Linked DNA regions of Homo sapiens: regions 1, 2, 3, 4, 6 and 7 are each linked to region 5. Evidence: chromatin loops called from intact Hi-C (ENCODE). Cell type or tissue: mammary epithelial cell. All regions are shown on one strand.

Region 1 (4,000 bases), 180 kb before region 5:
TGGTTTGACAAGCTGATACAGTACAATGCCATTGATTTTAATAATAAATCATGCAAACAGCATATGAGAAAAGAGCTTGTTGAGAGCAATTCTGCAAAAGCTGGCTCTGTACTAGTCACGTAGGCATTTGAGTTTCATGGACTCTACTCTCTTTCTACACAACCCTCTCTGAATACGGTTGCTCCAAAGGTCTAAGGTTGAGCTGCAAGGAGTGGGCAAGTTAGTTCAGCTACCAGGAATGGAGAAATAGAGACATAGCTTCTCTCATGTTCTATGAGAGAACATGAGAACAACTTGAAAGGGAGCTGGTTTCACACTTAAATTTCAGCATGTATCTACACTTGACAGCAGTGTCATACACTCCTTCACATGTGGAAGAAACTGACTCAGTGCCACAGGGACTTCATTTTCAGACATGCCAAGTAGCAGGCATGTCTCAGTGAGAGGTAGAAAGAATTGCACAGGCGTTAGTGTTGCCTTTCTGGAATTTTATTGCTGCTACCCTTCATGCTAGCCATATAACTTTGGGCAAGATATATATCATCTCTGATTCTTCAGAAAGATAAAAACAACAGCATTTACTCAAAGACTCTGAAGATTACATGAGATAGCATGCAAAGTGCCTACTAAGGGGCCTGGCATCAGCAGGTGCTGGCTGCCTATGAATTTTCCTCCCCGCTACCATTCATCCTCTTCTCAGTTCTCATATATCTAAGCTGGAATCAGCCTAATGATATATTCCTATTGTCTTGACTATGAAAAGAAAAATGTTAAAAAAAAAAAAAGTAGGACATGCTGGGCACACTTGATGCTCTGCACCACACAGCTTGTTTACACACCCACAAGCCCAGCCGGGGTTGGGAAGAGCCGCTCAGGCCCCTCTTCCATTGGGCCTGGCACCATAGATTGCCCCAAGATGCATTACACCAACAAGCAGCCTGCTTAGGGAGGCAGAGCCATAAGATCAATGCTAGCAATGGGCAAGAATAATAGGCTTTCATCAACTCCTGATGACGCAGGGCTGAGAAGGACTCTGGAAATGCTGTACATCTATGTACAAGGGCAGGGAGGTCAAAGGTGACTCTGAACAGCTGACCTACCTTGATCATGCCAAACAGATTATAGGCAAAGTGAGAGGTTATTTTCCATGCTTGCTATGTTGACAATATCAAGGAATTCAGGAAGCACACAAAGAAGGGTGAGAGGTTATTTTCTATGCTTGCTCTGTTGACCATATCAAGGAATTCAGGAGGCACACGAAGAAAGGTGAGAGACACTTAGCAGTGAGAGGAGATCACCCTCAGTTTCCTTGCATTTTTCCCTCATTTCAGTTCTGCTGTCTTTCCCTAACCAGCCACTAACCTCCCTCTCTTTCCATTCACACTTATGTTTCTCTTAGCAGGGGTCAGCAAGCTATGGCCCATGGGCCAAATTCAGCCCACCACCTTATTTTGTAAATAAAGCTATGCCCATTCATTTCTCCATTATCTATGCCTACTTCTGGCTACAATGCTGGCGTTCAGTAGTGGCGACAGAGACCTTATGGCCTGCAAAGCCTTAAATATTTACTATATGGCCCATTATAGGGAAATGTTTGCTGATCCCTTCCCTTGGAAATAGACTACACAAGCTAAACTCAATCTGTGTCCCATACATTGTAGAACACTATAATCCTTGGAGTTGAATTAGTGTAATATTTAAAATAAAAAAAGAGACTCAAAGTTTAATAAGCTTAGGGCTCTCTGGATTATGCAGAGGCTTTTTCTGTAAAAATTCTTAGAAACTATATTATGCAGGCCGGGCGCGGTGGCTCACGCCTGTAATCCCAGCACTTTGGGAGGCCGAGGCGGGTGGATCATGAGGTCAGGAGATCGAGACCATCCTGGCTAACAAGGTGAAACCCCGTCTCTACTAAAAATACAAAAAATTAGCCGGGCGCGGTGGCGGGCGCCTGTAGTCCCAGCTACTCGGGAGGCTGAGGCAGGAGAATGGCGTGAACCCGGGAAGCGGAGCTTGCAGTGAGCCGAGATTGCGCCACTGCAGTCCGCAGTCCGGCCTGGGCGACAGAGCGAGACTCCGTCTCAAAAAAAAAAAAAAAAAAAAGAAACTATATTATGCTTACACACACTGTGAATCTCTAAAGGAAGGGGTGTTATGGCCTGCATGTAAAAGCTTCATTTTCAAAAGAAATGAGCCTGAGGCAGAAGATTTCTGCACTATTTAGGAAGACTTATGTGCCTTGTTAGGAAGTACAATCCCAAGGAGCATGACAGGGACAAGGCGGGGGAAGCAGAGAGGGAAAATGAGGCTGCACTGCCAAGTTGGCTGCCACTAGGGGGCAGATGCTGGCTCCTGTGTACACCACGTTGCAGGATTGTGTGTAATGCAGGAATCAGGGGGAAATGTATCCAACAACCTGTGGGAACCAGAGAAGAGACCCATGGTGACAGCAGGCAGCATCAGGTACAGGTGCATGCTTGAGGTGAGGTGCTGTTGGGTTGCACCTGCCTGCAGTCAAAACCCATGCAGAGCTTTTGGCCAGCGATGCAGCTCCAATAAGCAAGGGTAGGGAAGAAAACATCCAATGTTGTGCAAATGCGTTCTGATACCAAGAAACACAGAATGCTGGGCTTCCTAGAGCTACTGACTATAGAGTCATCTTTCCCATGAATAGACAACATGTCAAAGGGCACTTACAATCCGCACAATGGTCTAAGATTTACCAGGCTGCACTTCCCCACTTCCCCGTATAACCCACATCCTGAAACCTGCCCTTCTTTTTCTCATACCACCATTGACCCATCCCTAACCAGCCACTAACCTCCCTCTCTCTTTACAGTCACAGTTATGTTTCTCTTAGCAAGGGTCAGAAAATATAGCCCATGGGCCTAAGTTAGACCAGCACCCTTTTTCTCATACCATCACTGACCCATCCCAAAACCCCTCCAACCCTGTGACCTCTTCTCAACATCAACCTCCCGCCAGGAGAGCAACTGAGCACAATGGAAATAATACACAACTTGGGATCAGAAACCCATGTTTGAAAACTGGCTCTCCACTAACCAGCTGGGGAAGCGCCATCACATTACTCAATTTCTACCAACTTCAGTTTCTTCAACTCAAAAAGGGACTGACAGCACAGGATGATATGAGGAATTACGAAGTAACTCATGTAAAGGGTTACCCACAATAGTTACACATGACATTGTAGCTATTCTTTTTTTATTATTATTACTGCATCTTTTGACATTGTTGGCCTTGCATTTTCAAGAACTTCTCTCATCCCCCAGTTTCCCTGCTGTCCCTCAAATTCTTCCTTACCTCTTCTATTTTTCTAAGTCACATTCTGCTATGAGCTGAATTGGGTCCCCCCTCCCCTAATATGAGTTAGGGGAGGGGGTACACAATTCAAGTCCCAACCTCCAATGTGATTGTGTTTGAAGATAGCAACTTTATGGAGATAGTCAAGGTTAAATGAGGTAATAAGGGTGGGGCCCTGATCAGATGCGGTTAGTGTTCCTATGAGAAGAGACACCAGAGAGCTCTTTCTCTCCCACTTTCTCTTTCTTCCTGCTTCTCCCTCCATCTCCTTGTTTGCACACAACAAAAACAGGCCACATGATGATGCAATGAGAAGGTGGCCATCTGCAAGCCAAGAAAAGAGTCCTCAACAGAGCCTGACCCTGTGGACCTTGATTTTTGGACTTTCAGCCTCCAGAGCTGTGAAACAAGACACTCTTGTTGTTTATGCTGCTGTCCAGTATTTGGTATTTTGTTATGGCAGCCCAAGCAGAGTAATACACCTTCCCTCTCTCCTCTTCCTCTTTCTACTTTGAAATGGAGAAGTTCATCAAGGTACTAATGCCCTAGACTTCATTCCCAATCTCCCCTCCAATTCTAATCTCATTCCCGCCATTGACTTCACCTGTCACTCACAAATCCATATCTCCAACTCTGACCTCTCCTATGAACACCTGGAACCAAATTTTCAAAATCTCTG
Region 2 (4,000 bases), 1.8 Mb before region 5:
TGATCTTTGTTATAAATTAACTGCCTTTTTTATTGTCCTGTACCTAACTTAGACCAGATAGCAGCCAAGACCCCATGATAGTTATATCTTCAGTGTGGAATGTTAAGTGTACCTTTCCCAGAAGAAAAAGACCATCTTGACTAATCAGATCATTGTAACTATGTATTAAGTCTTACATAAAAAGATGTTAAATGTTCTGTTAAGCTTCCCTAAACTTTATCTGTATGCACGATCCTAAACTTCTACACTTTGGATCTACACTGACTTCCATCCTTTGGAATCTTTGCTTCCTGGACCACTTGTCCTTGAACTTTGCACTTAATATACTCTTTAAGTGAGATTTTGACCCTTTCGGTTAAATTGAAAATCATATGGTAGTTCTATTTTCAATTTTTTGAGAAATGGCCTACTGTATTCCATAGCGGCTGCACCCTCTTACGTTCCCACAAACAATTCACAAGGGTTCCAATTTCTCCACATCCTTGCTTGATTTATTGATTGATTGTGATTAGTGTGTAATGGATGTGAGGTGGTATCTCATTGTGGTTTTTATTGCATTTCCCTAATGGCTAGTGATGTTGAGCATCTTTTCATGTGCTTATTGGTCATTTATATCTCATTTTTGGAGATACGTCTATTCATGTCCTTTGCCTGATTTTTTAATCAGGTTGGTTTTGTTGTTGAGTTGTAGTAAAGAGCTTTAAGTAGGACTGTCACAATTTGACTTACTGTTTTGACAGAGCTGAGCCTGAAACTTTGGCAGGAATCAGGGTGAGGGGGAAGCGGCAAGAACTGGGGGCTGCCAGGACAGATGCTGCACACAGTGAGCTCTTCACAAAAGCTGAGCTCACCCAGGCCCTCTTCCTGCTTCGGATCTTGGATGGCCTGAGGAGGAGGACACTGGGGTCACCTCTTTGGATCCTGGCCTTTTAAGGCTCTCAGGGAAGGCTCAGGCAGTCTCCAACAGACCCCTGGGAAATCCAGGGTCCCAGTCCCTCCGTGTGTGGTCCAGACGGAGAATGGTTAATGATCCACGCTATAGGACGCCTGCCTGTTATTTGCAGCAGGGGCTGACCATGGGGGTTGGGCTCTAGAAATCCGCAGGAATTTACACAGGGGTGCTGGGCTGTGTAAAGTGGATCCCCCACTGGCTTTTCTGACTGGCAGATAGTTCAAAGACGTGGGCTGGGGAGCCAGAATGCCTGGGTTCAAATCCTATTTTGCCACATACCAGCTGGGCATGTTACATAACTCTCTTGTGCCTCCATTTACTGCTCTGTAAAATGGGAATAATAAGAGCGCCTCCCTTGTGAAGGATTGGGTGAGGATTACATGAGTTAATGTATGCAAAGCATTAAAATAGTGCCTGTCTCGTAGTAAACGCTATGTAAATGTGGGCTATTGCTGTTATTTTCACTGAGACCAGGCCCTGTTGGGCTTCCCACCGCCCATCAGCGTGCAGGCCTTCCGGACCACGTAGAGGTGCGGTTATCCTTGGGACAGGTCCTCCCTCCTGGGGCGGCTCGCGCGGCAGCGCCTGGGGCCCGTTCCCGCGGTTGCCGGCAGGGGGCAGCATTGCACTGCGGCTGCTCCTGGGCGGCGCCGGCGACTGGGCTTGGAAACCGCGCCTCGCGGCGGCCTGCGCCCTCGCTGCGTCCCTCGCGCTGTCACCTGCGGAATCGGCAGACCAGCCCGTGTAGCCGTCAGCCCAGTAGGGCGGGCACGGGGGCCGGAGACCGCTGTCTCTGTTCAGCCCGGGGTCTCTTGGGGCAGGGCGCCCCACCGCCTCTTCCATGAGGTTCTCCAGCCCTCAAACCCCCGGCGCGCGTGGCTATTTCTCGGCCCCTCGTGGGGCCTGGAGGCCCTTGACCATTCTTGGTCCGTGCACAATCCCCCCATCTGTGAAATGTGGGCAATTGCGCGGTGGCTCAGGGCGCGGCCCAGGTCAGGCACAGAGTGAGGGTCGGGAGATGTTTGGACAACCCCCACCTCGGCTTTCATTAGGTTGCGGACGAGCTGGGCCTGAGCGGGGCATGCGGGCGCGCGCGGCCTCTGGGGAGGGAGTGTGGCGGAGAGGATGCGCGGGCCGTGTGGTCCTGATCTGGGCTTGAGCCCACCCCATGCTTGAACCTGCTCTGGGCCTTTGCTTGTGCTCAGCCTGCTTCCTGGATGGCCCCTCCTTCCTCCTTATTCAACTCCCTCGGGCATCTCAGAGTCCGTAACAGCCTTCCAGGTCTCAGGGCCTGGCATTAGCTTCCCTTCCCTGCCAGTCCCCAAAAACGTCCAGTCCTCGCCTGGGCCTACCCAAGGTCTCCCCTCACCCCCAACCACCAGGCTCTGGGTCCACATTAGGACTTGTGTCTGTCCTGCCCACCATGACCCTTAGCAGGGGATCACGGGGATGGCCCGGCCTCCTGTGAAGGAAGGTCAGCTCCATGATTCCAGATGATTCCAGTCTGGAAATCTCGTGGACTCCAGAAGTCTAGCCTTTGGCTACTCTCCCCAACATTTCCTGGAGAGGCTTGATCACTGGCCCATAGGCCAAGGAGACCCTCCCTTCTATGGTCACAGACCTTCAACAGATGATGGTAGATGCAGGCCGCTACCCTCAGGTGACCCCACAAAGAGCCACACACTGGCAAAAGAACAGTCAGTGTTCCCAGTGGGTAGGAAATGCACCCTAAAACAACTTAGAGATGCAATTTTTCATTTATCAAGAATGAAACAAAGAATAACGCTTAGTGTTGCTGAAGGTGCAGAGAAGCAGACACTTTCATGAATTGCCCATGGAAACGTAGACTGGTTTTAAAAACAGCTTTGGAGGGCAATTTTGGAACTATGTATTAGAGACTTAAATGACGCATAACCTTTGACCCAGCAATTCCACTGCTAGGTATTTATTCTACTAAGGAAATAATTGCATAAAAGCTGAAAATGCATGTGTAAGTATTTTTTACCGAAGCACTGTTTATAATGGTAAAAATTGGGGAGAATATTCAATAGCAAATGAATGATTAAATAATGTATGATAGCTCCATGGAATAGAACTGTAATCAGCCATAAAAAAAAATCACATTTTTGGAAGAGAATTTCATAGCAGAGAGAAATGCTCACATTAAAATGTTCATTCATTCACTAATTAATTGATTTAACATTTATTGAGTATCTTTGAGACATGCCAGGTATTCTTTTAGGCACTGAGAATACAACTGTAAATAAGATAAATACTATCGTCCTCCTTATTGGGCTTTCCTTCTATAGGTGGAGACAGGCAAGAAAGAGGTGAAAAATAATTTCAGGTAGTAATATTTTTGTCTGTTTCTCTTTCAAAATTATACTTGAATAGAAAAAAGGATGGGAAGAAGAGCATCACAATGTCAACGGCGGTTATTTCTGGTTGGTGGTATCAGGTAGGATTTGTGTTAAGTTACGAAAAACTGAGAAATTCACTGCAGAAGCTTATAAAGACCAGGGTCTGATTGGCTCCTGTGTCCTGGGCTGATAAAGCAGCCTCGCTCTGCCCTCCTGGAACGCAGGCTGTGCATGCCCTGCTTGGCTTCTGAAGGTCACAGGACGGCAGGCTTTCCTCCGGGTCTCCTGTCTACCTTCCAGCAGGAAGAAGGGGGAAGGCAGAGGAACAAACTCTTTCTCCTCCGGAGGCTCTGCCTTTTATTTTATGTGAACAGAGCTTCAGCCAAGGTCTCATTGGTCAGAATGGGCCACTTGGGAAGAACATGGAGGCAGTGTCATGGGTTATCATCATTTTCTTCTTCACATTTTCTGGCATTTTCTAAATCAAACAAGACATTAAAACAAGCTTCTGTGTGTAAGAAATAAAGGACTTTTTGTGTTTTAAGAAACAAGGTTGGGGTGGATTGCTATGTGGGAATGGAGGGCAGAGGGCAGGCAGTCGCAGCCAGGCTCAGACACAGCTGCTATGGGTGCGGCGGTCCTGGAGGTCTCTCTCACTAATTTCCATCCGCCTGGGTCCTGTAGGCCC
Region 3 (4,000 bases), 390 kb after region 5:
CAGCCCAAATTGGTGACTACTCAAATTCTATATCACAACATTAACACTATTCCTAATCAATCACACTCACAAGCAAACACTAATCTACTTATTTAGTAACCATCAAATTCCATGTAGCTATTTGAATCTGAGCTTACCACTAGTTTCTACAACATTCATATAATAATTGAGATAAACAAGCTTAAAACAAATAACTCAAGGTCAAACCTACTGCTGTCAAAAGGGAAAGCATATGATGATAAACTTAAAATGTGGGAACTTCTAAGACAGACACTGCTGTTTCTTTATGTAATAAGGACTGCTAACAGCTTATAAATAAGTAATTTTAGTTGTCAGATATTTATAAACAATTTCGTAAAAAATTTACCAGTAATTCAACAAAGGTAAATGGAACTCCTTAATTGAAAAAAAACTTAGATAATGCATTATTTCAGTGCTAAGAAGAATAAGTTACCTTTTTCTTAAATGTCGTTTACCTCATAGACTAGGCACAAAGCTATCTTTATACTGAATTTTCAATACTAGCTTAAAGAATAACATTTCTAGATCAAGTTATATGGTTAATAAGGTATACTATCTCATGATGATGAATAATTTAAAAATACTTTTTGCTCTAGGCAAAACAGTGGGTGAAATTTCTACACAGAACACTTCTATTAGGACTCCTCTCAGTTTTTTGTTATTTCGCAGCAACATTTTTAGCACAACTTTCTCTATCCTCAGTTTTTAATTTTTCTAAACATACCAGACAAAAACAACTCTCAAATGATGCGTACTAGATATAAAACCCTCCTGGTATCGAACAAAATACACAAAAGTAAATCTCTGCATATACTAGACTGTCAGAAGATACAAGTTTCGTATTGAAGATGTCCATGGTCTTAGCAAAATCAACTTTTCAAAGCAAAGGTCTGGCAATAATGCAGCCAGTAATGACTGAAGAAAATGGTGTTTTCTAAACATGAGGCTTAAATTCCATGTAGGTCATTTACAACTGTGAAGAGCCACCCAAAAAAGGTGGTAGTCAAGGTTGTCTCGTAACAATTTAAAACAGAACATACCAGAATGTAGCAACCAAGCAAGATGCTTTGGGCCTGGGCTCTGGTCATATGGTATTGATCGTACCAGCATTCCAGCTCCAACCATGGCTGCAAAGGTCACACCAATTGTCTGAAAGACAAGTACTATTAAGAAAAACTGATCTTTATATGAAAACAAAGCAGAAACCCACAGGTTTGAAGTACAATTAGTTACTTCTAATAAACTAGTTGTAAAAATATTAAAGATAATAAATCAAAGCTTAAGGCCAGGCGTGGTGGCTCACGCCTGCAATCCCAGCACTTTGGGAGGCTGGGGCAGGTGGATCACCTGAGGTCAGAAGTTTGAGACCAGCCTGGCTAACTGGTGAAACCCTGTCTCTACTACAAATACAAAAATTAGCCAGGCGCAGTGGTGCGCGCCTGTAGTCCCAGCTACTTGGGAGGCTGAGTGAGGTGGGAAAATCACTTGAACCCGGGAGGTGGAGGTTGCAATGAGGCAAGATCGTGCCACTGCACTCTAGCCTGGGTGACAGAGCGAGACTCCATCTCAAAATAAAAAAATAAAAAATAAAAAATAAAAAATAAAAACTTTAATTTTTCTGGCACATTAAAAGCTCTGGGTTTATTTCAGAGTTTTGGCTAAGTTAGCACGAGTGCCCCCTACTGCCATATATGAGGTTTTGCAGACAGCTTCAAATGCATGTCTTAAGCTTGAACTGGCAACACATCTTTTAACAATTTTACTCTTGTTGGACAGAGGTGAAACAAAAACCCTTTAGGGATCCCAAGATAATTAACTCTTAATTAAAAAATATATTTTTGTATAGCACAAATAGCATTTTCTTTAAAATCAGTGATGCTTACAAATTAGTAATTTTTAAAAAAAATATATATAGCACATCACTTTGAACTCCATATTTGCTAAATGAAGACTTGAAAAATAGAAAGTAGATTATCACAGCACATGGAAAAGAAAAATGAGAAATAAGATTCTACACTTCTACCCTTCCAGGTTTATGGCTAATTTGGTCCTCATTCCTTTTCTTTGCCTATCTTAGATTTCCAGTGTTATAATTAAATATTGCTTGTGTATGACAAGAAGAATGTATTAACATGTAATGGAAATAAGATGGTGCTAATCTCCAAGAAATTTAAATCAGAGATTGCAAACTTGTAGCCCTTGGAATCAGGCCACAGATGTTTTGTTTGGCAAACTATGTTTAAAAAAACAAACAAAAAAAAAGAACATGGTGAATGGTTTTAGTTGAAAAGGTTAACTCTAGATGTCAGTAACCTCTAGATGTCAACAATCTCCTGTGTGACACACTAGGCCTCCTCACTCATCTGTATTATCTGTCTCACCTATGAACATCAAAATATTCAACCTCTAATATAAAGTACAGGTAAACCAAATAGCTGGTTTTGCCAAGAATGGGAAAACCTTAACATGAAAAAGCATACTGAGCTGGGTGTAGTGGTATGGACCTGTAATGTCAGTTACTTGGGTGGCTGAGGTGAAAGGACCACTTGAGCCTGGGAATTTAAGCCAAGCCTAGGCAAACATAGAGATCTAGTCTCTATTTTTAAAAAACATTAAAAAGAAAAGAAAAGCATATCGAGCTCCACTCCACCATTTTCTAACGAGAAATAATTACTACAAACTATTTCACACATCCTCTGTGGACAGCAGCAATTAAATTTTTTTAAGATCTTCTATGATCCAGTCTCACTCCAAACTCTGCATTCCAACCATACGGAACTGGCACAGCTGCCAACATGCCCCAAAATTTCAGGCCTCCTTAATTCAATCCATCATGCCTAAGAATATCTCCTTCCATATCTGGTCGACTTACTCTGGTACTGTCTCATCTCAAAAGCTTTTTCTAGTAGGTACCCTGGCTGCCCAAGAGCAAGATCAGATACCTCTCCTCAGATGCACTTGGGACAAACTTTGACATTATCTGTGTGTCTATGTGTGTGTTTGTATATATATGTCTGTCACACCCAAAAGGTTACATCTTCATCTCTGTAACACTTGTCTTTGGCTTTCCTATTTTCTGTATTACTAACAGTGGAAGAGGGTAATCTTTTGCCCAGAAGGGACTGAGGATATGGCCCAAACACAAAACTTCTTTGAAGCCTCATTTTAGGGCCTAAAATTTTAGGTAAATATTGTCATGTTTATTACAAAAGTATTGTTTTAAATTATTTGCTTCTGATTAAAACTGACATCCCCAGTGAAACATTCTGTGCCTTTGTGAACCTCTGGGCTGGGAGATTCATGACGTCTATGTGAAAAAGCATGATCCTAAGAATATATAAATATCCAAATGGCTGCTACTGTAAATGGTTATCCTTTAGTAAAGTACAACACAGTGAAAATAATATGGTTTTCGTCCCTATGTGGGGAATCAGTGTTACATGAACTCTCCTTCCCCTCCAGTATCACACTCTGCTCTAGTTCAGGTTCTTATCATCCCTCATTTCAGATCTTACAAAGGCACAGCTGGTACACCTGCTCCATGTCTCTTCCACATTGGTTCTAAAAACTCAAATATAAATCACGCTTTTGTTGTTCCAGTATCTCCAATGGCCTCCGACTGCTTAGGTTCTCTCCTCAGCTTGACAACTGTATCCTTTCTAACCACGTCTTCTTTACCCTCCAGACCTCAAACACTTGAATTTCCCTCTAATGGGATTGTAAGTCACCTCTGAAATTAGGTTTTCCTACCTCCTCTTCCCTTAAACTGTTTGGTAAAATTGGACCGCCCTTGTCTACTTAAAAAAATTTTTTTTTAATTTTTAAAATTTTCTATTTCTTTAAAAATTACAGACAGTGTCTCACTATGTTGCTCAGGTTGGTCTCAAATTCCTGGGCTCAAGCAATCTTCCTGCCTCAGCCTCCTAAAACGCTGAGATTACAGGTGTGAGCCACTGCACCTGGCCCTCTTGTCTACTTC
Region 4 (4,000 bases), 73 kb before region 5:
TAAAATGGGAGTAACAATCATTGTAAATCTGTCCTTATAGGCTGCTAAAAGAATCAAATGGATTAAAATATAACTAAAGTGCTTAGAAGAATAACTGGCATGTAAGCAAGTGACATATGAGTACTACCATGGTACTGATGTATTTATTCCAGCCTCACAAGCTTGTTAGAGTCACCTCTTCCCCAAGTCAGCTACAGCTGTGCAGATGAGACCTGGGACACTGGGAATCTAACTATGTGAATAGGAATTATTATAGCAGCAGCAGAAATAAGTCCATATGTTCATATTTCAAATATATTGTAAACAACTGGGGAACTTGAGTGCTTAACACAGTACCTGGAAAGTAAGCACTCCTTCCCTCTGCCATATCTTTTCTACCCATTCCCAATCCCAACTTTAACCTTATAGTCAAGTTACATTTTGGATGCTTTCAATGTTTTTGTATAACATTGAATCAAAGGGAAGGGTCTGTTTCAGATCATTATTCATCTTTTCATTACTGTCATATATTTTATTGATTTTTCATTGAAATGTTTTTTCAACATTTTAAAATGAGGCTTTGGCTTCAGCAGATCCCAGATCCTGACATCTGGTGAATTACAAACAATTGTGTAGGTTTGTTTTTAATTTTAATTTCAAAAAATCAATAAGTCATTGTGATGTCTTTAGAAGATATTAAATAATACAATCAATTTGGAATTTATTATAAAGATGCTCTTTTCAACAGTGTCTATGCAAAATCAGAATATTTGTGAAGCCTTAAGGTGCTTGGCTTTCTGGAATGGCATTAAGATCCAGAATAGAATGACTATAATCCCAGCACTTTGGGAGGCCGAGGAGGGCAGATCACCTGAGGTCAGGAGTCTGAGACCTGCCTGAGCAACATGGAGAAACCCCATCTCTACTAATAATACAAAAATTAGCCGGGCGTGGTGGTGCATGCCTGTAATCCTGGCTACTCAGGAGGCTGAGGCACGAGAATCATTTGAACCCGGGAGGCAGAGGTTGCGGTGAGCCAAGATCGCACCATTGCACTCCAGCCTGGGCAACAAGAGTGAAACTCCATCTCAAAAAAAAAAAAAAAAAAAGATCCAGAATAGAATCAAGAGGGCCTACGGAGAGCATCCAGGACAGAAAAAGTTTTGCTAAGAACAAGTTCAAGGAAAATTAACATATTTACTGGAAATTACTTTTTTCCATTCAAAATTTTTTTTAAAAATTGCTTTTAAAGTAATCCGAATTTCATCTGCTACTGAATGAATAGCAGAACATCCATGAGAACACTGATGCTGGTTTTGGCCACTAACAGATTTGCAACTAGGTCATGTGCGAAGATACAGGGTGAAGACGGCTTTGTAACCATTCACCTGGAAATAGATTAGAGGCCACATGCAGAAGCCACAGCCTTGGGGATCAGGTAGCTCACTGCTAATCCAGGTAGCCCATCTAGGGGAAAATGCGGCTTGGAGACTTGGAGAATCATGTGCCTTTCCTGAGTTTTTAATCCTTCATGGGGCAGAGTCAGGACAGACCCAGCCCTTCTGATTTCCTGCTCAACACCCTTCTGACATTCCAAGCTAGAAGTGAGAACTCAGAAATTCTGTCATTCTGTCATCCACCACCAGTAGGGGTGCTGCTCCTGGCGGTGCCCTTGGACTTGCTGACTGGAGGTCAGAGCTGAGAATGGCAGTCCCCCAGTTCCCCCAAGAAAGACACGTTGCCTCTGTACCTTGACAAGACCCATGATCAGCAACGAATTCACTGGCCACCTACTCTGTTGGCTGTTGGATTTGAAGACAGGGCAAAAGATAACACACAGACACACATATTTTGTTTAAATTGGGCTTTGCCCAACTCACAGAATTACCTAGGCAAGGCATAAGAGCCACAGCCCTGGCTGTTCCTCTGTGGCTGAGACAACACTGACATCTTGTGGTCTTGAATTCAGCCAGCCCTAAGCGTCACAGGCCAGAGTCTACCCAGCCCTGCCAGGAGGAGCTTTTCCCAGCCCTACAAATGGGAATGGATCCATTCTGTGTGGACTCTGCCTGCAGGGGGCTCATGGTTTAGCAGGACACCCAAGTAACCAACCATGTGCACACACTGGGTGACACAGACAGCGCCTGGCATCTGACCAGCCGCACACACACACTCAACCCAGACAGCAAATACTCAGCGTGCAACACTGCGGGCAGCTCCAGAACTGGCGTTAAATAAGAAGCATGCAGACAATTACAATACAGTGAGAAAGGTGCCGATTAAGGTATGAATAACAGCTGTGGGAACACACAAGCAGAGTGGACAGACAGCCAGAGGATACGGTAAGCCTTCAGAAATGACATAAGATCAGGAACACAAAAGATACTGTGGAGTAATCAAGGAAGCAAGGTGCGGAATGATTAAGTCAGAATTTCCCAGCGTCACAGAATAGATTCAGTTTAGAGGTGGAGTGCTAAGCCCCGGGAGATGGCTTCTACAGCATGAGAGGGGATCGACAGGGTTCATTTGGGGAGAAGCAAGAGTGCGAGTGAGAGACACAGAGAGGGAAAGCGTAAAAGACAAGTCTGTAAAGATAGACAGCCTTGAATGCTAGAATAAAGCGTTCACGTTATTCAATTGCTGAAAGTCACGTTATAACGCTGTATTTAAGAAGAAATGATCTGGCAAAGATAAAGCATGAACTATAAGCACAAGACAAAGACTGGAAAGATGCTCCCCCTCGTGTCAGCAGGGGCTGTCCCTAGGAAAGAGGACTATAATGCTTATTCCTGTCATTTTTCTTTTTTTTTCTATTGTTACATATTTTAATACTTTGGTAATGAAAGAAATGACGATCAAGCTATTGCCATATGAAGCAGATGGATGATAAGAGTGGGAGCCTGGCCACTCGCATAGTCATGGTCAGTTTCCTTCAGGAGGAAGCTCCTTCCCAAAAGCAGACAGGACAACAGGGCTATGTGAGACTCCGGATCAGAATCTCAGCATCTGTCTAACTGGGAGGACCCTTAGGTATCTACTCAACCCCCTGCTGCAGACAAGGGCTGGGGCTCTTGGAGAGGAAGTGGCTCCCCCCGGGACACACAGCCCTTCCTAGACCTCAGGATTCAGGCTCAGCTCCTGATTCCCTCTCAGGGCCCCCTCCTCTTCCCTTCCCACCGCTGCTCACCTCCTCTCATTATCTGTATAGCCAGAAGCCACCACAGCATGGCCAGGACCCAGAGCTTCACGAGGGCCCTCAGGTAGCAGCCAAGCCAGGGCTGCAGCAGCACGTCTGCCTTTCCACAGGTCAAGGCTAAGACATACTGTAAAGCTCCACCTGAAAAAGAAAGCAATGAAATACCAGGACCTGGCAGGGCACGGTGGCTTACACCTGTAATCCCAGCACTTTGGGAGGCCGAGGTGGATGGATCACCTGAGGTCGGGAGTTCGAGACCAGCCTGACCAACATGGAGAAACCCCGTCTCTACTAAAAACACAAAATTAGCCAGGTGTGGTGGCGCAAGCCTGTAATTCCGGCTACTTGGGAGGCTGAGGCAGGAGAATCGCTTGAACCTGGGAGGCAGAGGTTGTGGTGAGCCGAGATTGCGCCATTGCACTCCAGCCTGGGCAATAAGAGTGAAATTCTGTCTCAAAAAAAAAAAAAAAAATACCAGGACTTATTTTTTAAAAATGTAAGGACCGGGCACAGTGACTCACACCTGTAATACCAGCACTCTGGGAGGCCAAGGCAGGTGGGTCACCTGAGGTCAGGAATTCAAGACCAGCCTGGCCAACATGGTGAAACCCCCGTCTCTAATAAAAATACAAAAAATTATCTGGGCATGGTGGTGGGCACCTGTAATCCCAGCTACTCAGGAGGCTGAGGCAGGAGAATCGCTTGAACCCAGGAAGTGTAGGTTGTGGTGAAACGAGATCTCACCATTGCACTCCAGCCTAAGCAACAAGAGTAAAACTCCATCTCAAAAAAAAAAAAATTAAATTCTTGAGTACACATGCAGGA
Region 5 (4,000 bases):
TTGCGGAATTCCATCCCGGGGTGATGCTGGGTAGCAGCCTGGCCCCTCACCTTGTACTGGTGGTGCAGGGCATTTGCCTGAACTCTGACTGAAGATAGTGTCCTCCCCTGCCTACACACATACACCACACACACACACACACACACACACACACACACACACAAGCATATACACCATACACACCATACAAGCTCTTAGGAAGACAGCTCTGTGGCTTGCACAATTTTCAAAATATCATTGTCTCAATGATATCATTTGTATCATGGAATTGGGCTATGAGTCATTCAGGCCTGACTGAGAAAAGGACATTGGTCAGTCAGCTTTGCTGGACAACCTCCACAAGCTCTCAGTGGCATATGACAATAAGCACTAATTCCCATGCTTGTAAGTGTGGCCCACTGAAGACAACTGGATGCTTGTCAAGGCTGGGCTCAGCAGGTCGGCTCTGCTTCGGGCAGTGGGACTGCAGGGCTCGGCTTCCCACTGCAGGTTGGGCTCAGGCCTGCTCTATGTGTGCTTATTATGGGATCCAGGATGAAAGGGCAGCAGCTACCAGGAGGAAACGCTTCTCATTTAGGTTCAATCAGTGAAGTGCGGGGATGCAAAGCCAATCTCTCAAGCACATTGAAAGCCTCTGCTAACCCTATGACTGCTAATATTCCATTGGCCAAAGTCATCTGCCCAAACCCAAAGTCAAGGACCTGGAAGCATGCTCTGCACAGCCTGAGGCCATGGTGAGGGTGAGTGTGGGATCCTATTCCCCCTATGCCCATCCAGATGTGCAGCCTGCCTGGGGGTGCTGAGTGGTGTTTGGGGACCATGGCCTGTGGGAAGGAGGCCAAGCCCTTCTGCCTGAGCAGGGCAGCAGAGATTCCGCGCTCTGTCGGCCAATGCCCAACTAAAGACAGGAAATTCGAGGTGAGTGACACCCAGAGGTTCGGAGAGGAAATGACACCTGGAAAGCCTGGCCCTTAAGTCCAGCCTTTGCCCTGAGGGGTGGGAGCCCATAGGCCTTCCAGCTGGGTCCCCGCAGGAGAGGCCTGGAGAATGGAGGGGAGAGCACTTCGTTGTCATCTGGATCTGCCTGCAGCCCCGGTCACCTGGCTGAATCTGGGCAGGGCCAGGCCAGGCCCACCTTGGACAGGTGCCCTGCACCGCGTGGACAGGACCGAGGCTCGGGAATCCTTGCTTCCCACGGCAAATTTTCCCTCTGGAAAACGGGAGAGACAGAAACGTGTTGCACGGAAGCACCGGGAACGCGGCGCGCCCACGCTTCTGGCCCTGGCTGGGGGCGCCGTCGGGAGACCCATCCCTCATTCCGAGGGAGCCCCCCAGGACCCCCCCGCACCGCGCCCTCCCTCTCCCCTGCGCTTGAGAAGGACTTGGTGCCTCCAGGTCGCGGGAATCTTCATCACTTCTGCAGCACTGGAGGAGGGCGCCGTTTCCACCCCTCACCATAGGCTGTAGCCGCAGGCCAGGACGCTCAGCTGGCCCCGCTGGGGCGTCCTGGCAGACAAAGTCGTCAAGAGGATTTCCAAGCGCAGCGAAGTTGCCCCTCAGATGATCAGGCAGGGTCGGGGGACCCGGCCCTGGGATCCCGCGGCCCGTTAGCTAGCCTGACTCAGCCCCGGTGAGGCGGATCCGGAGCGGGAGCCGGGCGCACTCGTGTGGCCATGCCTGGGAACGCAGGTCCGGGAAATGGGCCGCCGGGAGCTCAGGACCAGCTGCCAAGACCCCAGGGAAAGAAACATCATCTGGAGGAAGGAGGCGAAGGGAGGGAGGCCCCGGGAGCCCCTTGACAGGCCTCATTCACGCTCTGCATGTTGGAAGGCCCTTGACAGAACTGAATCTTTTATGATGGCCAGAGATGCATCCCCTTTGAAAGGAGGGCTGCCAGGTAGCACAGCCCTGCATCCTGTTCCCCAAGTTTCCCTTTCCCCTGGGGACTCACTGAGCACCTAGTCACCCCACGGCTTTGCTCTCCCTTGGGAGCTCTAGCCTGAGTCCGGTGTGAGGCTCCTCCAAGGCTGCCCTGAAGATTTGGAGGCAGCCTAAGAGACATAGCCCAGGGTAACAGGAAACAAGACAGTAACAGACAACTAAGCCCTGTGGAATCCATTCATTCCACAGGAGGTGGGGCGTGACCACCATGAGCTAGCCACCCTGGAAGGCTCTGAAGCTGTGTCCTTTGCACGCTACAGGAGGCTTTTGAATTCGACCACCAAAATTCAGACTTACCAAAGGGCAAACCCCACAGTGAGTCCTCTGCTCAGCAGGGGGCTTCTGGGTTCCTTCCCTGCTTTAAGCCCAGAAAGAGACCTCACATACTTCTGGCTCCCCAGCCCTATGCACCTCTGACGTGAGAACTCACATTTAATGGGGAGTTACTGTGTGGGAGGCACACACTCCCTTCTGATCATTTGGGTGGGCACTGGTCCTACCCAGTTTCATTCAAGAATTGGAGTGTGACTGATGTGGTTTGGCCATGTCACCACCCAAATTTCATCCTGAATTCTCAGTTATTGTGGGAGAGACCTGGTGGGAGGTAACTGAATCATGGGGGCAGGTCTTTCCCGTGCTGTTCTTGTGATAGTGAATAAGTCTCGTGAGATCTGATGGTTTGAAAAACAGAGTCTCCCTGCACAAGCTCTCTTCTCTTGTCTGCCACCATGTGAGACCTGCCTTTCACCTCCTGCCATGATTGTGAGGCCTCCCCAGCCATGTGGAACTGTAAATCCATTAAATCTCTTTCTTTTGTAAATTGCCCAGTCTCAGGTATCTCTTTATCAGCAGCATGAAAACGGACTCATACAGTGACCTTAGATGTGCTAAGAGTAAACTGGAAATTTTGAAGAAGTTCATCCAGGCAGATTGCCTTCACATTTTGGCCAGCTGCCTGGGAGCTTGATGCCATCTTTTGGATTTAGCCCAAGATTCTCAAACTTGTGATCAGTTATACTCCAAGGAATCCATAAAGGAATTTTGCTTTATTTAGTCATTTCATGGAGCATGGCGCACTGGGATATGTTGACAGTCATTTGATGTGATTGTGAGTTTGTTATTGATATAATTAGTGCAGCCAGAGAAAAGCAGCTAAAACTTCTGGGAAATTGACTCGTAATATTGTAACACATAATATAGGGGAAAAAGCAGAACCACAATAATGATTGGGGACTTGTGGTTCCTGTGCGCTTGAAGATGTGTGTGCTTGGGATTTTGATAATTTACAAAGCTTTATGCCCTCATCTCTCTGCTTTCCAGCCTTTTTAAGATCTGAAAGGAAATTTGCAAATTGGCTTCTGAAAACTATAACTGATACATCAGCAAATCAGAGCTGGCCTTGGTGAGTGAAGTCCAAATGCTGGGGCCCAGACCTGGACCCCAGTGATGGAAGGAGCACTGTATACCTGGAGACCAAAGAATCCTTTTCAAAAGAGACACCCACTTCAGGTGCAGGGGTGGCTCATTCTACTTCTGAGAAACAAACTTGCCTTCCCCCTGCCCCTCCTTTCCCATTGTTGACAACACCCCCACCCCAATCCCTGGCCTGCTGACACAGAGAACGTGTCCCAACTGGCAGAGCAAAGTTGTTTGGAGCCACTGAACACTTTAGCCAAATTCTTCAACTCTAAGCTAGCCTGCATCTAGAAGACAAAGACAACTGTTCTCCCATAATAACACAAAAGGTTCTTAGGGTTTTGGGGCATTACCCGTGGTGACCAGAGTGCCTAGTCCACCTCTCTGGAGCCAGGAAGAGAGAGAAATACTCTCTCTAGAGTATTTCTTCTATCTCTAGACGTGAAAGAAATACAGTGCCAGCCACATACTCAATTTTAAATTTTTTAAAAGTCCCATTTTATAATGTGAAAAGAAATAAGTAAAATTAATAACTTATTTTTTATTAATCCAGCATGAAATAATTTATTTCAAGATGTAATGAGTATAACAATTATTAATGAGATATTTTTCCTTTTTTATATGAAATCTGCTGTGGATTTTA
Region 6 (4,000 bases), 1.1 Mb before region 5:
CTCATGCATACCCTCACAGGCACACTAACACCTTGCCACACACACACACACACACACACACACTCATCCCTGTGCTGCCCCCCCAGCCACTCCAGTGACTTCTTGGCCTTCCTGCAGAGAGCAGTGGATGTCAGGACAGCCTGGGGCAAGCTCTGGGGCCAGTAAAGCCCACCGCCCTGCCCTTCATGGTCCTCAGCAATCTGCCAGCCCCTCCCTGATGTGCCCCAGAGGGGTCAAGGGAGAGAGGCCTGAGTCCCCCTTTGCTTTGGAAACACATGGGCATCAGGCAGAGTGCAGCCTCTATCCCATGACAGGCTGGGGCACCTAGCTGTGGTGCCATGTAGAGTGAGGCCCACTGGGAAGATGGTCGTGCACAGGATGACTTGTACAGGATCCCATGCTCAGGATGATTTTTCATTGCCATTTAGCCACATTGAACAGCAGAAGATGTCTAGGCTCTGGAGCTTGACATATTTAGGTGTGAATTCCAGTTTCGTAAGTTACCAACATTGTGAAATGGAGCACACCATTCTCCTTGTTTGGGAACTCTTGGATTTGAGAAAGACCTGGGCAACTTTCCATTTGGTGGTCTCCTTAGAGACTTAAATGATCTGAAAATACATATCATGATAAATTTTGAATGTTTAGATTTAACAAAGTGATACTTTGACAATAACAATAGAATGCAGTGTAACTGTGCTATTCTCATGCTTACAAGATTTATTAAAACCTCGTAGTTCTCACTGCACTGCAAAGGATGATGCTCTAGCCTTAAGCTGCAGGATCTTCTTTCACCCCTGACAGTGAATCTTTGTGGCTGTAGGTGACCTCATTTGAAGATAATGAACACAATGTTGATTTAAGGCCTTTTGTGCATGTGAGGCCTGGGCCAAATGGCCTTCGCGTTCCCTTTCCTGGCTTTCTTTGACTCTCAGAGAGAGCCAATACTGTCATCCACACAGGGTCTTAAGAAGATTCATTGCATAATGCTAAAAAAAAAAGCACTGCTTAGAAAAAAAAAAGATAGCTACTTTTGACTTTGTTAAAGTTCTATTCATTACAAGCCACTTTAAATAAAATAGAAAGGTAGGTCACACACTGGGAGGGGATGTTTACAATACATATAACCAATGCAAGATTACTGTCAAGAATATATTAATAAGAAAAGCTCAAACAACTTAATAGAAAACTGGCAAGAGGCTTGCACAGGCCTTCCACAGAAGAGGCAACACAAATGGCCAGTAATCAAATGAAGAGATGTTCAAAATTATTAGTGATCTGTGAAATACAAATCAGGACCATAAAGATTATATCATTTTACACCAATTAGTTTGGCACAAAATGAGAGGCGGTGAAGAAGACGTGGAGTAACAGTTGGTTAATTGCTGATGGGGGTGTGCTCAGTACAATCACTTTGGAGAAGAGCTTAGCATTCTCTTATAAAATGGGACACTTACATACTGTATGGCCCAGCAATTACACTCCAATGTATCCACCCAAAATAAATGTCCACATGCACTTTTGGAGACAAGAAAGGCCATAGTAGCACTTCCTGTAGAACCAAAACCCTGGAAACCATCCAAATGACCATTAACAATATAAAGAAAGATGTTGTCTACAATGAAATGGATGAATCTTAGCAGAATAATATTGAGTAAAATAAAACATTAAGGCAATTTCATACGGGTCAACTAATAGAAGGTAACACAGAATATTATACCCTCTTAAAAATGTATAAAATATACACATACACATCCAAAGCAATGATAAAATACAAGATTCACCACAGTGGTTGCTACAGGTGGGAGAGCCAGAGCAGCAGAGAAGAGAGAAGGACATTGTTGGTAAGTCAGAGTTGGTGTTAGGTTTAGATTAGCAGGAGATTTTAGAAAATTAGTTAATGAGTTAATTCAAAAAGTGAGCCATTCCTGGAGAAATGTATGGGTATCCTGAAGCAAAGGTTGTCATTAATCTCATTCTGCTCACCTCCCTACTCTTCCAAATGCGTAAGTCCAGACCAAGCAAGGCAGTGCTGGGCTCCTCACAAGTACCCACCCCTTCCCTCTTTGCAGGCGACATGTGCCTGCTTATGCCTCAGAAAGGCCAACACACACCACTGAGCCCTCTGGTTGGTGATAAACCTGGAGATGAGTCATTAGAGAAACACCTCATCATTGTTCTAGCTACCCCTTGTCCATTGGCGGCACTTAGGAAACCACTCACCGTCTGGTGATATTTAGTCTTACTCATGAATACAACAATGTTAAAAAATCAGTAGCAAACGATGCAAACAAAGGATTTCTTATCAATGCCTATCACTTCATGGTATAGAATTTAATCTTTGTTAGTACATAAGATGGATTAGTTTTATGGTACCTTCATTTTATGAACCCCAAGCTGGCTTTGGGATCACAAATCTCTCTCTTGCATTTGGATCTCTAAGAAAAAAAAAACTGACTGCCAGCACTAGACAAATGTTAAGGGTTTTATAACTAGTGTCATAAAAGTGAGTTTATAGTATTGTCAGACAATGAAGTGTGCTGCATTTTTTTTAGTGGAAGAAAAGCTCAGATTTACTCTCAAATCCTCCTTCTTCGTGTGCCTGTTTGGATGACTACTGGACTTAAATGCTTGTCTGAAATCTGTCTTCTTCCCTACTCCTATGGAGCGGCCCCTCTGCTCCCTGCCCCCAGACTATGGCTTCAGTAACCTTGTGAATCCCTGAGCCCAGAGAGCAGACCAGTCTGGAGATGGCTGTGCCCTAAGTGAGGATGACGACTTGAATCCAGAAACTACAGAACAAATCCAGCAAGTAGGGTATTATGGGCCTAGTATTCAGGGAGGAACAGCCTCTCCAAATCCCAAACAGAGTCTGCTGCCATGCAGTGTAGGCAGCCTGGCAAAGGTGAGGAGAAGCCCACCGAGGGGCTTCTCCTGGAAACTTCTTTAGCAATTGACAGATAATCACACTTCTGATTTTCAGTTGCTCCTTGATGACTCAGCTCCATTTTCAGGGAGTGTTTGGTAGTGGAGCAATGTCTAATTGCTGCAAAAGTCAAGGAGGTTGGTATGGATGGTATGCTGTTATTTTCTCCTTGGGAGTCCTAAGGCTTTTAATGACATGAAACCAATTTAGGTGGGGAATTGTTTAGAGTGATCACTTGTCCACGGTATCAGAACTGGAGAAGGGTTATGTCATGGTTGGCTCGCCTCTGAGATCCACTCCTTCATGCCAATACACATCATTGAGCCTCTGGAGGGTAATAAACCTGGAGATGAGTCATTAGAGAAACACTTCCTTATTTTTCTAGCTACTCCTTGTCCATTGGTGGCACTTAGGAAATCACTAACCCTCTGGAAATAGAGTCTTACTCATGAATACAATAATGTTAAAAAATCAGTAGCAAAAGATGCAAATAAAGGATTTACCATGCCAGTGGCCACTAAGATAAGGACAAGTGAGACCTTGTCAGGCTTTGATGAGGCAAAGATGAAAGAATTTGGAACAGGAGGGAATTTTTATTTATTAAGAGACGACAACACACCATTTTCACAACAAACCTGCCTGGCACCCAGTAAGTCTCAATAAATACAGGATTGTTCCTGAATGAGTCATCTGTTTGCTGTCTGACTGAGCAGAGGCAGATAAATCGGAGACAAGATTCCTGTCATCAGTTAGCAGGTTACCCCCTTTAGATTTCATGGTGGAAGGGACAAGAGAAATAGCTCCAGGGTTCCTGTCAGGCTTGTCTCTTGATAACCTTCTGTAAGGGAGAAGATTTTCCTGGTCCTGAAAGATGTGTCACAAAGAGAGAGGAGAGAGGCTGCTTCCGTTTCTCTCAGCCACATGCACTTATCAGGCCTAAGGAAAGACTAGACCAAGGATTGGCAAACTCTGACTCCTGGTCAAATCTGACCTACAGCTTGTTTTTATAAAGGTTTATTGGACAACAGCCCAACTCATTTATTTACATGCTGTTTATGGCTGCTTTCCTGCTAT
Region 7 (4,000 bases), 330 kb after region 5:
AGTTTGGGGTAATTAGTTATGCAGCTGATAACTAATACAGCCTACAAAGCCAGGGCAAAGATCCCATAGGTACCTTGTGAACCATGTGGCAGATATCCTATGAACCTCTTCAAGACCACCTTTCCCTTGTTCTGTAAGCATGCTCTGGTCTTTTGTATCCTAAAATAACCCTACCTGGACTCCACTCCTTGACACTTTCACTGCTATCCCTCTTGATTCTCATCCCACCCCTCATTCAGATTCTTCACCCTGACTTCCACACTGTATGTGGCACTGCTACTCTTTCTCCTTCCCAAGTGCTCTATTCCCACAGCAATGTGACTCTGCTCTCTACATCTTCTCCTCAACCTCTCTGATCCCTCCTGGGTTTCCTTTACCTGCCCCTCTCCTCCTCCTCACTCTCAGCCTCTTCACACAGCTCCCGCAGCTGTGCTTGGCCAATTGTCCTCTCTCTTCTTCTTCCTCTGGGTGCTTTTATTCCCTCCCATGCCTTCCACAGCTACCTGTAGGTTGACATTCTCTCCCACAATTCCAAACCTGTATGCCCAAGTTTTGATGTTTGAACTTGCATGTCCCTCGAGCCTTCAAATGCATCCTTCCTCACCTACTTCACTTGCCTGCTGTCCTGTACTCCTGACGGCACGGGACCACCTGGGCTTCATCTATCCCTCTCCCATCCCTTTCCCTCAAGATCAGGCAATTTCCTCATTCTGTGCAATCTGCCTCATGCATACTTTTCATTTTGTCCCTTTCTTCCATCCCACCTACCCTCAGCCCCACAGGCTGTCTTCCTCTGTTACTTTGGCCGATGGCTCTACCTCTCATCTAGTTCCCTCTGAACCCAAGTTGAGACCAGAGTTCTCAAATTCTGGCTGGGACTGGTACCAGAATTACCTGGGTGCTTATAATACGCAGATTCCTGGGTTTGCCCCAAACACACTGAATTCCTATGCCCGGGAGTGGATCCTGAAAATCTTGGTTGGCCCAAATCTCCAAATTTGGGAACTCCACTGGTCTGGTGAGCAGCCAGGTGAACTTTTCAAGTGGCTGTAATCCTGCTGAAAACCTTCCAATGGCTCCTTACTGCTCTTGGGTAGGACCAGCTACATAATTTGCAGGCCCAGCGAAAAATAAAAATATGGGATCCCTTGGTGAAATTATTAAGAATTCCAAGACAGCAAACAGCGAGCATTAAGCTTAGTGTGGGATCCTCCTAAGTATAGTCCTTGTGTGACTTCACAGGTCACATGCCCGGCTCTAGCGACAGATCCATACCTCCCATTCAGGACCTTTGCTCCTCTGGCCCCAGCCTGGGAGTCCAACGTTTCCTCCTTCTCCAGGCTGCCCATCTTTCTCTGCTCTGGCCTCAACTGACTCCTTGTTGTTCCCCCAATATATCAGTTCTCTCCCCTCCAGCCTGGGCTTGCTGCACTTTCCTGTCTTGGAATGCTTTCACTCCACCCCCACCCACCCAATGCCCGCCTCTGGCAGCATGCACCTGCAGGATCCCACCCATGCTCAGGCATTGCTGCTTCAGTTGCACCTCCTCTTGCCTTTCTGTGACTCCCTGTTTGTGAATTCATGTCTGGTGCAGGTGCTCTTTAGAACAACATCTAGCCCCCTCCCCAGACTATGGGCCCCAGGAAAAAGGGCCTGGGTGTCTTCACCTTTATAGACTTCCAGGGCCAAAGGTGGGCAGGGAAGACAAAGCTAGAGGGAGGGTACCTGTACATGCAGCTCATACACCTCTCTCTGGAGCTGGGCCGGGCTCTGAGTGATGGAGATGGCTCCAGATGTCTCATTAATTTCAAAGGCTCCATCGTTCCCTGTCAAGGGAGATGCACCCTGAAGTTCTGCACAGGACCACAGGGAGGCGCAGGGGAGTCGTGCCACAGGATCGTCCTGCATTGCCTAGGGAAGTCTTCATAGAATGGAATCCTGTCATCTGTGTCTTGTCAACATGGAAACAGTCTCAGAGGGGCTAAGTAACTTGTCTAAGGCTACACAGTTAGTGCAGATCTGGGACTTGAACTCACTTCTGTCCAGCTCCCACATTCCATACTGTGTCCCTTTTCTTATGCATAATACTATATGTGCATGTGTGCACGTGTGTGTGTGTGTGTGTGTGTGTGTGTGTGAAGAAAAGAGAAAGGAAGCAGGAGGACATACAGTGAGAGACGGACATGGAAGGGGAGGGGGGAAAGAAGGGACAGGAGGGAGGGAATAAAGAGAGGAGAGGGAGGGTGTGGAGTGGGACAGGCAGGAGATGGGGTGGGTGCTCAAGGACTGGGTAAAGGTTTGCAGTGGTGATGGGAAGGAAGGCAGCTGAGGTCCTGTGAGGCTGGGGAAAGGAGGCTGGCAGCCCACATGTGAGCTGCTGGAAAGTGAGTATGCACAGGCATGTCCTAGAGAAAGGCCGGGGCATATAGACATGCACACTTCTGGTACCAGGCACCAGATGCGATGCCCTGGCCTGGCCCAGGGACAGCTCATCTGGCTCAGTTGCTGCCCAGCTGTGGGAAGAGCACAGACTGTGGAGCTAGCAGGCTCAGGTTCAAATACAATGATGGAAACTTGGGATGCCTACTCAGCTTCTCTGAACTTCAGTTTTCTTGTCCATATATAGGGCTAGCACTAGGGAGATGCCATATCACCAATGCATTTGATTCATTTAATTCATCTATATGCTGTGGGATAACAATTAAAAAGAATGAGGAAAATACATAGCCACTTAAAAAGTGTGAGAAATGTTGCCACGCATTCCCATCAAGGAGCAAATACCCAGGGGGAGAGGAGCATGGGTTAGCACCTCCGTGTTGCTCTCAGCGCCCCTGCCCCATGCTCTCTTGGCTGTTGGATATCATGACAGGCAGGGACCGAAGCACACAACCCAGAGACTTGCTTGTCTTGGACACAGCCCTTCCTCTCCATACATCTTGTAATCCTGGTCCTACAGGTGAGGGAGCTGGAATCTAGAGAGGTTGAGGAACCTTGCTCTGGTCACCTAGAGAGTCAAAGCTGCAGCCCCCAAAGCTGCTCAGACTCACCATTTACAAGGCTGTAGAGAATTCGATTGGGTTTGCCCCGGTCTCCATCCATGGCGACCACCTTCAGTACCTCCGAGCCCTCGGGGAAACAGGAACAGCCGCTGCCTGATGGGCAATATGGGGACCCTCCCCTCCCCAAACAATGTCTCCATGATGAAAAGGAGGTGCTACCCCCACCTAGGAAAGGGTCAGGCCTCTACGTGGCGGTGGAGCATGGCCCTACTCTCCTCTGCAGGGGGATCGAAGCACCCACTGGCCTCCAGGGCTGGAGGGATAGCCTGAGCCCCTGCTTCTTTCTCACCAGTAGGGGTCAGTACCTGTGCTGCCCAGGGATTCTCAGGCCTCTTGCACCAACTCCTGGCCCACACACCACACTCAGCCCTTGCCTCTACTGCTCCCTAACCTCTAGCCTTACTTTCACTGCCCTCTCCATCTTTTGCTTTCATCCCACCCCAGAGGTGCATGAAGGAAGAGGTGGGAGAGAGGCCAGGCCTCAAATGCGAGGTCCCAGAATTAAGATTTTATCCTGTGGGCCTTTGGTGCTGCTGGAAGGGTTTGGGCGTAGGGCTGCCCCAACTATATAAGTCTTGCTTGACTTCTGCCTGTTGTCCCCTCTTAAGCCCCCCTACACAAGCCTTTCTCTCTGGTCAACTCCAGGCTACTTCTTAACCCAGCCCAGGTGCTGCCTCTTCCCTTGGAGCCTACCCTGAGCCCTGTCCCTCAGCACCACCTCCTCCCCTTAGCTCCTCAGTGGGATGGCCTGGGCCTACGCTGGCCCACCCTGCAGCCCCCATCCAGAGCAGTCCGGCATCTCTCTCCCTCACTCTGAGCCCGTCTCCACCACTGGGTCCTCAAAAAGTGTTTCATTTTGCTTTGTAAAGTCAATAATAGGCCGGGCGCGGTGGCTCACACCTGTAATCTCAGCACTTTCGGAGGCCAAGGCGGGTGGATCA

What was found. Peaks named below come from ENCODE experiments on the same cell type or tissue, not always from the same donor. Only the 100,000 strongest peaks of a DNase experiment are listed, where the experiment ranks them.
Region 1: it touches region 5 in a loop (6-fold over the local background); 11 of 110 quality-filtered maps call a loop at or near these places.
Region 2: a loop joins it to region 5, with 6 times the contacts of the local background. A loop is called at or near these places in 60 of 110 quality-filtered maps.
Region 3: it touches region 5 in a loop (8-fold over the local background); 21 of 110 quality-filtered maps call a loop at or near these places.
Region 4: a loop joins it to region 5, with 11 times the contacts of the local background. A loop is called at or near these places in 8 of 110 quality-filtered maps.
Region 6: a loop joins it to region 5, with 6 times the contacts of the local background. A loop is called at or near these places in 2 of 110 quality-filtered maps.
Region 7: a loop joins it to region 5, with 7 times the contacts of the local background. A loop is called at or near these places in 3 of 110 quality-filtered maps.

The regions. Positions count from the first base shown.
Region 1 is chr10:84,714,392-84,718,391 of GRCh38, reverse strand. No RefSeq gene overlaps it. Among named protein-coding and RNA genes, the nearest start is that of CCSER2, 390 kb to the right of the region's middle. In mammary epithelial cell, a CTCF peak has its summit at 2,331 (motif pointing right); no DNase peak of the experiment used is centred here.
Region 2 is chr10:86,374,977-86,378,976 of GRCh38, reverse strand. No RefSeq gene overlaps it. Among named protein-coding and RNA genes, the nearest start is that of GRID1, 10 kb to the right of the region's middle. RefSeq lists silencers at 1,462-1,521, 1,532-1,581, 1,431-1,725, 1,685-1,883 and an enhancer at 1,361-1,903. In mammary epithelial cell, a CTCF peak has its summit at 1,558 (motif pointing right); a DNase peak (open chromatin) is centred at 1,566; H3K4me3 peaks cover 202 bases.
Region 3 is chr10:84,145,900-84,149,899 of GRCh38, reverse strand. GHITM (growth hormone inducible transmembrane protein) reads right to left here. Exons shown (of 9, transcript NM_014394.3): 6 at 1,062-1,170. Among named protein-coding and RNA genes, the nearest start is that of GHITM, 8.4 kb to the right of the region's middle. In mammary epithelial cell, a CTCF peak has its summit at 1,709 (motif pointing left); no DNase peak of the experiment used is centred here.
Region 4 is chr10:84,611,522-84,615,521 of GRCh38, reverse strand. No RefSeq gene overlaps it. Among named protein-coding and RNA genes, the nearest start is that of CCSER2, 280 kb to the right of the region's middle. In mammary epithelial cell, a CTCF peak has its summit at 1,942 (motif pointing left); no DNase peak of the experiment used is centred here.
Region 5 is chr10:84,538,353-84,542,352 of GRCh38, reverse strand. No RefSeq gene overlaps it. Among named protein-coding and RNA genes, the nearest start is that of CCSER2, 210 kb to the right of the region's middle. In mammary epithelial cell, a CTCF peak has its summit at 1,666; a DNase peak (open chromatin) is centred at 2,112; H3K4me3 peaks cover 433 bases; H3K27ac peaks cover 1,514 bases.
Region 6 is chr10:85,642,175-85,646,174 of GRCh38, reverse strand. All of the region lies in intron 13 of GRID1 (glutamate ionotropic receptor delta type subunit 1), which reads left to right. It overlaps GRID1-AS2 (GRID1 antisense RNA 2), which reads right to left and starts at 2,110. Exons shown (of 4, transcript NR_199154.1): 1 at 1,987-2,110; 2 at 509-611. In mammary epithelial cell, no CTCF peak of the experiment used is centred here; DNase peaks (open chromatin) are centred at 2,164 and 3,204; H3K27ac peaks cover 1,813 bases.
Region 7 is chr10:84,203,653-84,207,652 of GRCh38, reverse strand. It overlaps CDHR1 (cadherin related family member 1), which reads right to left. Exons shown (of 17, transcript NM_033100.4): 9 at 3,048-3,126; 10 at 1,726-1,826. Among named protein-coding and RNA genes, the nearest start is that of CDHR1, 11 kb to the right of the region's middle. RefSeq lists enhancers at 3,360-3,860, 3,861-4,000. In mammary epithelial cell, CTCF peaks have their summits at 1,875 and 3,345 (motif pointing right); no DNase peak of the experiment used is centred here.